Regions from separate parts of the Homo sapiens genome. Here region 1 is linked to region 2. The links are chromatin contacts, found by Hi-C or POLR2A ChIA-PET in ENCODE. All regions are on one chromosome and are shown on one strand. The core of a region is the stretch at or near the end of the contact, and the rest is flanking DNA. Distances in the headings are between cores, read along the strand shown. Region 1 holds the start of FIGNL2-DT (FIGNL2 divergent transcript). Region 2 holds the start of TMDD1 (transmembrane and death domain 1).

Region 1 (4,235 bases), core at 746-3,245, 33 kb after region 2:
AAGGCGGAAGGGAGCACAGGTGCAGGCCACGGAGGGAGGAGCAAGTGACAGAAGCTCGGGGCTGGGGAGGTGATGCGGAGGAGGTGCGCATCCGAGTTGGGCCCTGAAGAATAAGGAGGTTGTGGAAAGACAGGGACAATGAGGAAGGCATTTGGCTGGAGGAACAGCGGGAGCAAAGGCAGAGAGGCGTGAAATTGCGTGGAGAGAGCCCTAGATCTCAGCAATAAAGCTGCGGCCCAGGCAGGGCAGGGAGGGGAGTCCTGATCCATAAAAAGCTGTGGCCATGGGTGAGCAGAAGAAAGGCAGGAAAGGGCTCTGCGACGCCACACTCAGTCTGGGTGGCTCTCCCCAGCCTTCGCCCAGGCTGGTACTGGAATTGACAGTTACGGGATCCTCAGCCCAGCCCTCAGCCATACCACGGCCAGAGAATCGGGCAGGGCCTCCGAAGCCAAACTCATTTCTGTGTCTCTCAGCCCCTTCTGTTTCTTCTTCTGGGGCGGGGGTGGGGGCAACAGGAATCCCCCCGAGGAATGCGGGTCCTCTAGGCCTCCCCAGGAGCAACTCCTCTGCCCCACACAGCCTAATTCCCTTTGGCCCAAAAGGGCTTCGCCCAGAAGATATTACAGCGAGGACACGAGGGTCGCTCCCGTCTGCCTTGGATGCCAATGGAATCAAGTGGAAAGAAATGAAATGGTGTTAAACATGGGAAAGGGGATTTACGAGGCCTGTCACCCGTCCAGCCCAGCCACCCCAGCAAGCCCCGCCCCTTTCCTCGCCCACCCCAGGAAGTCCCGCCCCGCCCCCTGCCCGCAGCTCGCGCGGCCGCCCGGTACCCGCGTCCCACAGCTGGGTGGCGGCGGCACCACAGCACCGGGCAGCCCGGCGCGCCCGTCCTTGGGGGCTCAGGCACAGCGGGGAATGGCGTCGGTTCCGGACTGAGAGGCTCGGGGAGGCTTTAGGAGGATGCTATGGGATTTCGGGGTAGGCTCCGGGAGGGTCTGGGACTCCCTCTGCAGGGTCAGAGGGTTTCGCACCGTGGCATCTGCGGGCCCAGCCCACTCCAGAGACTGGGCGGCTCCACAGGGGAGGCCCCACGGCCCAGGAACCGGGAAGCCCACCTGCGCCGTAAGCCCAGAGTTGGGCTGGAACCGGGTCCCCACTCCTCGCTGCCGGGCGGAAAGCAGGAGACCGCTCCGCCGCCACAGCCCGTGCGGACAACACAAACATTCTTCAGTCCTCTATTCTCCTCCAAATTAGGTATCCATGGAGACAGGGCCGGCAGCCTGACAGCCCTACGGCCTAATCCTGATTTAGTGACCGTCCCTTTAACAGCCCACCCACCCGTCCACCCACCCCTGCGCTCCGGGCCGCCGCTGGGCGCAGGGTCCAGGCCGCGCGCTCTCTGCCCCGCGCAGACCCCTTCCCAGGCCTCCTCCTCTGGCGGGGGCAGGGGGACCAGCGGGGCTGGGGAAGGGCACCAGCATTTGCTGATCACCTACAGGGTGCTCAGCAATCTGCGAAGGACCCTCTGCAGCGGCGGGGGGGTTGCTAGCATGCGAATCTCTGTGTAGAACAGGAGAGGGCTCTTGCGGTGGGGAAGTTTGAGGGGCCCTCTCTGGAGAGCTGGGCGCTCCGGGGGTCCCCCTTGTTGCCTGTAGCCCCAGGGTGAAGGTGAGTACAGCCTCCTACAACCCCCTGACTCTGAGACGCGGGCTCTGTTCTCCCGGGCCAGAGGAGAAGACATGAAGAGGGTGGGTGTTAGGGGCGCGGGGACCCTAAGTAGCCTCGGCCTCCTGTCACTGCCCCGTCACCATGCTGGGGAATCTCCGGGCCAGTAACCCAGCCCCCACCCCTCCCACACACACACACAGGGGCCGCTGGACAAAGACCTGACGGAGTGGGAGGGGCCTGCGGGCCGGCCCTCGGGCTCCGGACGCTGGATCCTTCTGGGACCCGAACCCGCAAACCTTGGCTCCCCACCCCCAGGCCAGCAGACGCCCCCGAGCCGGCTGCTCGCTTTCGCTGCAGCCCCCGCACCAGAGGGGGCTGCGAGACGGGTGCCCGTCGGCGGCCGGGCGGCTATCCCCTGCTCTGCCCGCCCCCTCCCCCCGAGAAGTGACCCTCGGCTCCCACGTACCCGCTAGGGTCTCTCGCCGGCCCTGCCCTCCGACCCCCGCCGAGCTGAACCCCGCGACTAGCAGCCCCCGCCCTCTCGGCCCTCTCCGGCCCCGGGCCGGCGGACAAAGCTCCGGACACCCTGACCGAACGGTCACCTCCCCCCGCCCCATCCCGGCCCGCCCGCGGCCCCGTACCTCGGCATCACGGCCGGGTCCTAGGTGAGTGTGCGCGGCCTGGGGGCGCGTCCGGCCCGGGGACCGGGGCGGCGGCGCGGGCCGGGGGCGACAGGCCTGGGCTGGGGGGCAGTGGCGCTCACCATCCTGGAGCCGCTGCTGCTGCGGCTGCTGCGGCCGCCGCGGGCGGGAGCGGGACTGGGCAGTGGGGGTGGCCGGACAAGGGGCGGCCCCGGCTCCCCCCGCAGGAAAGACCCCCACCCCCACCCCCGCCTCCCCTCGCCCGCCCCCAGGGCCCTCCCTCGCAGGCCCTCCCTCCCCTCCCCTTTCCCTGCTCCTCCCTCTCCTAGTGCCCCTCTCTTCCCCCAGCTCCCGCCCCTTCTCTGGCCCCTCCACCCCCGGCTTCTTCCCCGCCCTCCCCCACCTCGCCCCCGCCCCGCCCCCACCTCCCCTGGGCTCGCCCAGCCCCTCCTTGCCACCCTCCCGGCTGGCCCCGCCCCCTCCCGCCCCTGGCTCTAAAATAAATTAGCCACAGAGGGGAAAAAAGAGCAAGTGACCCTCGGTGTGGAGAGTGTCCTTCGCCACTCTCAGACCCGTCCGCCCCGCCTCTCCCGGCCGTCGGAGCGGGAAGCTGGGGTTGGGGTGGGGGTCGGGCCGGCGGGTAGGGGTGGGGGACGGCATGGGGACGGGGCCGAGGCCGGGACTGAGCAGCCCAGCCCGTCGAGCGTGTCCGCTGGATGTGGGCGGCTTCCTGGGTCGAAGGGCAAAGGGGAAGGCAGCCGGCCTGGGCCCGCCCCGTCCGCGGGCCGCCCCAGACCCCCTTTCCCAGGACTGCCTTGGCCCCCTGGCCCCAGTCTGGAGGACTCTTGCTCACTTCCTCCGCCCCCAGGTGAGCTGAGAACCCACTGCGCGCGGGACTCTGCTGCGCCTGCCCTCCCGGGCTGCAGAGGGCAGGACGCACCGCCAGGCAAGGCCGCGGCTCTGCGCTGATGCCACTCCGGGAGCGGGTGGCTGCGGGGGAGGAGGGCGAGCACTGGACGGGGGCAGCGGAGTGTAGGGTGTGAGATCTAAACAGAGGGCTCCACTGGAGGGCTTGCCCAGAAGGCGGCAGTCACACTGGGCCAAGCAGGATGACTGGCAGGAAGAAAAGATGAGGGATGAATCCCAGACCTCTAGTCCACTGAGAGTGTCCAAAGACATCCGTTCAATAGATACATACTGAGTGTTAACTTTGTGCCAAACATTGGACTGTGCACCAGGGATACCCAAGAGAGTCCAAGAGGCACAGCCCTGTCTTCCTGGAGCTCCCAGTCGAAGGGTAGACAGAATTCTGCCCGACACACACACACTCAAGGCTTCATCAGGGATAAAGGCCAGGAACCGGCTTTGCCCCAGGAGAAGGTAGGAGGAGGGCTGTGCTGATGATGGAGGGTCCAGAGAACCTTCCTGCTGTTGAGCCTCCAGATGTCCCAAGGCAATCCTGTTTCCACCCAAGGGCAGTGCTTAAGGGTCCTCTCTCCTGAGAGCTTGTTTCCCTTTTGAGTGGCTGCCTAGCCTGAGTGTCAGTAGGGCAAGATTGGCCCTCACCCACTAGCCTGTAGAACTCCAAACACTACCCCCTCCCTTCTTCTAATGCAGATTCCCCTGCAGGCTCTGGGGTCTGACAGGTCTGGGGCACTCCTTTAGGTGCCACTCAGGGAAACAGAAGGGGAGGGCCTCAGTAGCTCCCACTTCTTTTCCAGCCCACATTTGGAAGCAACCGGCACCCACGCAGGTTCTGGAACTTGCCAAGGTCAGTGTCTTTTCCACCTCCAGAATTATCTCTTCCTTGCCACTCCCCACCCCCAGGGCTCTGCCCTGGCACAGGAGGAGGGACGTGTCAAGGCTCAGAGTGCTAGAGTAGCCCCTGGCTTCAGAATCAGGCAGGATGAAGGGAGCCACAAC
Region 2 (4,538 bases), core at 642-3,141:
CAGGTGTGTGGGAAAGGTTTGGGACTCCACTCAGCATGTCAGGAGGCCTTGCCTGGCGGGGGGCAGCACCTTGGAGGCGGCGCCCTGCACGTGGGCACACCCCTCTCTAGTGGTGCTGCCTCTGCACACTCCAGCAGAGCCCCAGAGTAGCCCCGAGGGGGAGCTGCACATCTTGTTCTGGTCCCCATCACGTTTTTCAAGCCCCTTATTGCGCACACACCTTTCCTTCTGGAGCTCAAACTTTCAGGTCAGACGGCCGTAGGTTCGAGAACGTGACTATGCCACTAACTAGCTGTGGCCGAGTTTCCGCATGTGTGATGGAGACAATACCTTCCTCCTTGAGTTTTGAAGAGTACATCAAATAATGTATGTAACTAGTTAGCATGAGGCCTGGCACACAGTGCGCAATAAGTGGTAACTCTTCGTGGAAGAATAATTGCAAGATAAGAAGGAATCTGCCTGGCGCAGTGGCTCACGCCTGTAATCCCAGCACTCTGGGAGGCCCAGGCAGGCGGATCACTTGAGCCCAGGAGTTGGAGACCAACTTGGCCAACAAGGCGAAACCCCGTCTCTACTAAAAACACAAAAATTAGCGGGGCGTGGCTGCGCACACCTGTAGTCCCAGCTACTCGGGAGGCTGAGGCAGGAGAATCGCTTGAATCCTTGAACCCCGGAGGCAGAGGTTGCAGTGAGCAGAGATCGCACCACTGCCCTCCAGCCTGGGCAACAGAGCGAGGCTCCTTCTTAAAAAAAAAAAAAAAAGCTAAGCTGACAAGAATTGGGCGGTGCACCTGCCACCCTGGGAGCCTGGTACCTGAGCCCCTCTTCCACCGGCAGTCCCACGGGCTTTGCTGCTCCTTTCCAACGGATTAACAAACTCTCTGCTCTTTCGGTATTTCTTAACGTTTATAAACCGTCCAAAGCACCACTGCCCCAAGACTGTGCTCCCATTTTACAGCTGAGGGCAAGGGCACTGTGAGGTGAGGGAGAATCTGGCCCATCTGCAGCCCAGGCCCCCGGGGGCGCGCGCCGCTCTTTAGGAAGGAGCAGCTTTGTTTCCCACCAGCCCTGCACTGTGGCGAGCGGGCCGGGGCTGCCGGGCGACGCCCGGTCGCCGTCGCCGCCAGTGATCCATAGCGTGAGCAGGACGACCAGCGCCCCGGTGCCCAGCGCCCCCACGAAGCCGGTGAGGAGGCCGAGCGCCAGCGGCCCCGCCCAACCCATGGGGCTCCGCTCGTACAGGGGCTGCGGCAGGCGCTCCACGATCAGCTGCAGGGCGTCCCAGTCCGGCGCGGGGACCGCGGCGCGCCGGGGGCGCGGGGCCGGGGCAAAGGGCACGCGGGCGGCGGCGCCGGGCCGCGGCAGGAAGCGCTGCCCGAACTTGCGCAGCTGCAGCGTCGCCTGCTGGTGGAGGTTCTTGCCCAGCTCCCTGGCCACGTCCGGGCGGCCGCTGCGCCGCAGGGCCCGAGCCAGGCGGTCCCAGGACAGGGACGCGGCCTGGGGGGCCAGCCAGGCCGCCAGCGCCTCCCGGCAGCCGTCGGACACCTCTCCAGGCCCGGCTACCCTGCCCGCCGGGTCCTCGGCCGCCTCTCGCCGCCGCCGCCGGCTCGGAGACCCCGACGTGGTGTTGAGCGGCTCAGGCCGCGCCAGCCGGTCTTCAGAAAGCCGGGACAACTCGGCCTCCACGTCGGGCTCGGGCGCCTCCAGGAGCGACCGGAAATGGCCGCACTCCTCCGGGGTCAGCAGCTCGGCCAGACGGACGGCTGCGTGAGGGCCCATAGCGTCCACGGCCCCCGCCGGAGCCAGCGCCCAAACCCAGAGCGTGAGGACCAAGGCGCTCGCCAGAGTCCGCGCCGCCATCCCTGGCGGGAACCAGGGACCGAGGACTGTGCGGGGACGGGGACGTGGACGGGCTCCGCGCCGGTGATGGGGGAGGGGTTCCGAACGCCCGCGGATTGTGGGAGGGAGGAGGCTCCGAACAGTCGGGAAGCCTAGTGGAGGAGGGGACTGGGGACAAGGGGGCTGCCAACACCCAGCGACGGAGACGGGGACTCCGACATGGCACTTGTTGGAGGGTCTCACGAAACTCAGGAACTGGGGTAAGAGGGCTTGCAACACCCAGGAAGGGGGTTCTCAGCCCCCCAGGAGGCTAGGATTCTGGGCTTTTACATTGTAGCTCCTGCCCTAGGCCTCCTAATAGCCACTAATACCTCAAACTGAACAAGTTACCAACATCTCTTCTAATTCATGTACTCCCCAACCGTTCCCCTTTACGAAAAGCCCTAGACCCCTTGCTCTCCATTAACTTCGATATTCAATCAATTCCTACATTCTCTTTTTTTATTTTCTTTTGTGCAGATAGGGGTCTTGCTGTGTTGCGCAGGCTGGTCTCCAGCTCCAGCCTCCGCCTCTGCCACCACCTCCCAAAGTGCTGTGATGACAGGAATGAGCCACCATGCCTGGCCTCAATTCCTAAATTCTCCTCTTGTCTACCAAATACTAAAGTTTAGTATTTATTAAATGAATCCATCATCCCATTCTCCCACTCCAGTGCAAGTCCAGACCCTCCTCCTCTCTTGCTGGTCCTCCAGCCCCCATCCTTGCCCCCCAACACTGGGGCCCTGCCTACCTGCACTTATTCCATTTCCCCCAAGGAAGCTTGGCTCTGGCTCTCCTTCTGATCGCGGCCTGCACTCCTCCTGCTGTCAGGCGCCTTTGGGAAGCCCTCCCTGACTCCGAGTCACACCCCTTAGTGGTGTCCCCATTAGGGACTCCTCCTATCTGCCCCACAGCACACTGCAGCTCGGCCTTTTTACTGTCTCCGCCAACTAGACTGCAAGGTCCATACATTGTCCCCATGGCAACTAGAGCATAATAAGTGTTCAGTAAAGATTTGTTGAGTCAATGTGTGAATTTTTTGTTTTTTTAAGAGACAGGGTCTCCTGCTGCTGCCCAGGCTGGTCTCGGAACTCCTGGGCTCAAGGGATCCTCCTGCCTCAGCCTCCCAAAGCGCAAGGATTACAGGCATGAGCCACAAGGCAGGGCCATTGTGTGAATTCTTAACTTGCAAATCAGTCCTGTCCTCGGCCCCCTAAACTCCCACAAAGGCTTCATCATAGAGCCCCAGCTCCTAGCAGGGCATGGAAGGCCCTCCATAGTGAGGTCCCCGCTGACTCCTCCAGCCTCACTCCTCCAATTCCTGCCCTCACTATCTTGTAACACAACAAGACTCGTGGCACAGCACGTAAGATGCAGTTTCCAGCCTCCATACTTTGCCCAGCTATCCCCCTCCCCTCCTGGGTAGGAAGTTTTCCTGACACCCCACCAAGACCACCACAAGTCAGGATCTTTTCTGGGCATTGTTTGTTTGTTTTGTTTTGTTTTGTATCAGAATCTCCCTCTGTCACCCAAGTTGGAGTGCAGCGGCATGATCTCGGCTCACTGCAACCTCTGTCTCCCAGGTCCAAGTGATTCTCGTGCCTCAACCTCCCAAGTAGCTTGGACTACAGGTGTGCACCACCATGCCCAGCTAATTTTTGTATTTTTAGTAGAGACTAGGTTTCACCATGTTGACCAGGCTGGTCTCAAACTCCTGACCTCAAGTGATCCGTCCACCTTGGCCTCCCAAAGTGCTGGGATTACAGACGTGAGCCACCGCGCCCCCAGCCATTTCTTGGCATTCTTAAGATAACCTGTGCATCCTCCACCAGGGCACTCATCTGGAAATTAGAGGATTTATTCAAGAAACATCTATTCAATGTCTTGTATGTACCAGATAATTGCACTAGGTGTATGAATATAAAGACTACTTTGATGTGGTCCCCCATCCCCAGCAGCTTTATCCAGTTGTATTTTTAAATGATCAATTTCTGAGCTTTTCCCACCTAGACATGGGCTCCAGGAATAGCAGCTGTGCTTGACCCCTTCTGTATCCTCAGTGCCAGGCCCAATGTCTGCACACAGTAAGGTGCAAAATAGAGGAGTGGGGGCAGGTGGGTCTGGACCTCCAAGGGCTGAGAGGCTTGTGGTAATGGACTCTGGGGCAGTGCCTTAGAGCCCCCACCTCCAGGCACACTCACATTTGTGTCCTCTTTGCTTTGCAGGGTCTCCCTGATGCTCACGCTGCCTCCTGTATGTGTGCAGTGAGCCATAGCAGGGAGCCTGGGTGCACTACTCCCCTGTGCTCTTGCGCATGCTCAGCAATCTTGCCTAGAGTATTCAAGGACCTAGGAGCTGTGGGTCCAAATCTCTCACTGACATCTCTACAGAGCTTGTTCAGCAAGTGTTCCTAGGTTGTTCAGTCTCCCAGTTTACGATGAGCTGTCACAGATAGAGTTAGGGGACTGATGGATGGGGGGATGGTAGACAAAGGACACCACGTCACCTGAGACATTGGAACTTGGCCGTCTCCACACCCCGCCCTCTATCCACTTTATCTCCACTGAGAATGGAATACAAGTATAACCCTAGCTCTATTCAATGAAGGCTGCTGCAGGTTCTGGATGGCTCCTCCCTCTCTTCAGCAACCCCCTTCCTCC

Evidence for each region. A loop is a pair of places that touch in the nucleus more often than their neighbours do. ChIA-PET counts read pairs that join two places held with the same protein, here RNA polymerase II (POLR2A). Pooled maps may share reads with other maps.
Region 1: a loop to region 2 is called in a map of uterus, with 6 times the contacts of the local background. The contact joins the promoter of FIGNL2-DT here to the promoter of TMDD1 in region 2. A Hi-C loop is called at or near these places in 5 of 168 maps with a recorded cell type or tissue (Caco-2, breast epithelium, mesothelial cell of epicardium and 2 more) and 6 of 50 pooled maps. POLR2A ChIA-PET finds 5 or more read pairs at or near these places in 9 of 52 experiments (H1, HepG2, K562 and 4 more).

What each region holds. Positions count from the first base shown.
Region 1 is chr12:51,846,228-51,850,462 of GRCh38, forward strand. It overlaps FIGNL2-DT (FIGNL2 divergent transcript), which reads left to right and starts at 1,996. Exons shown (of 3, transcript NR_135803.1): 1 at 1,996-2,336; 2 at 4,034-4,083. It overlaps FIGNL2 (fidgetin like 2), which reads right to left and starts at 2,491. Exons shown (of 2, transcript NM_001384995.1): 1 at 2,313-2,491. RefSeq lists enhancers at 1-106, 817-1,525, 1,724-2,715.
Region 2 is chr12:51,813,034-51,817,571 of GRCh38, forward strand. It overlaps TMDD1 (transmembrane and death domain 1), which reads right to left and starts at 1,892. Exons shown (of 1, transcript NM_001386737.1): 1 at 888-1,892. The coding sequence starts at 1,860. The coding sequence ends at 907. RefSeq lists a silencer at 1,404-1,483 and an enhancer at 1,592-2,091.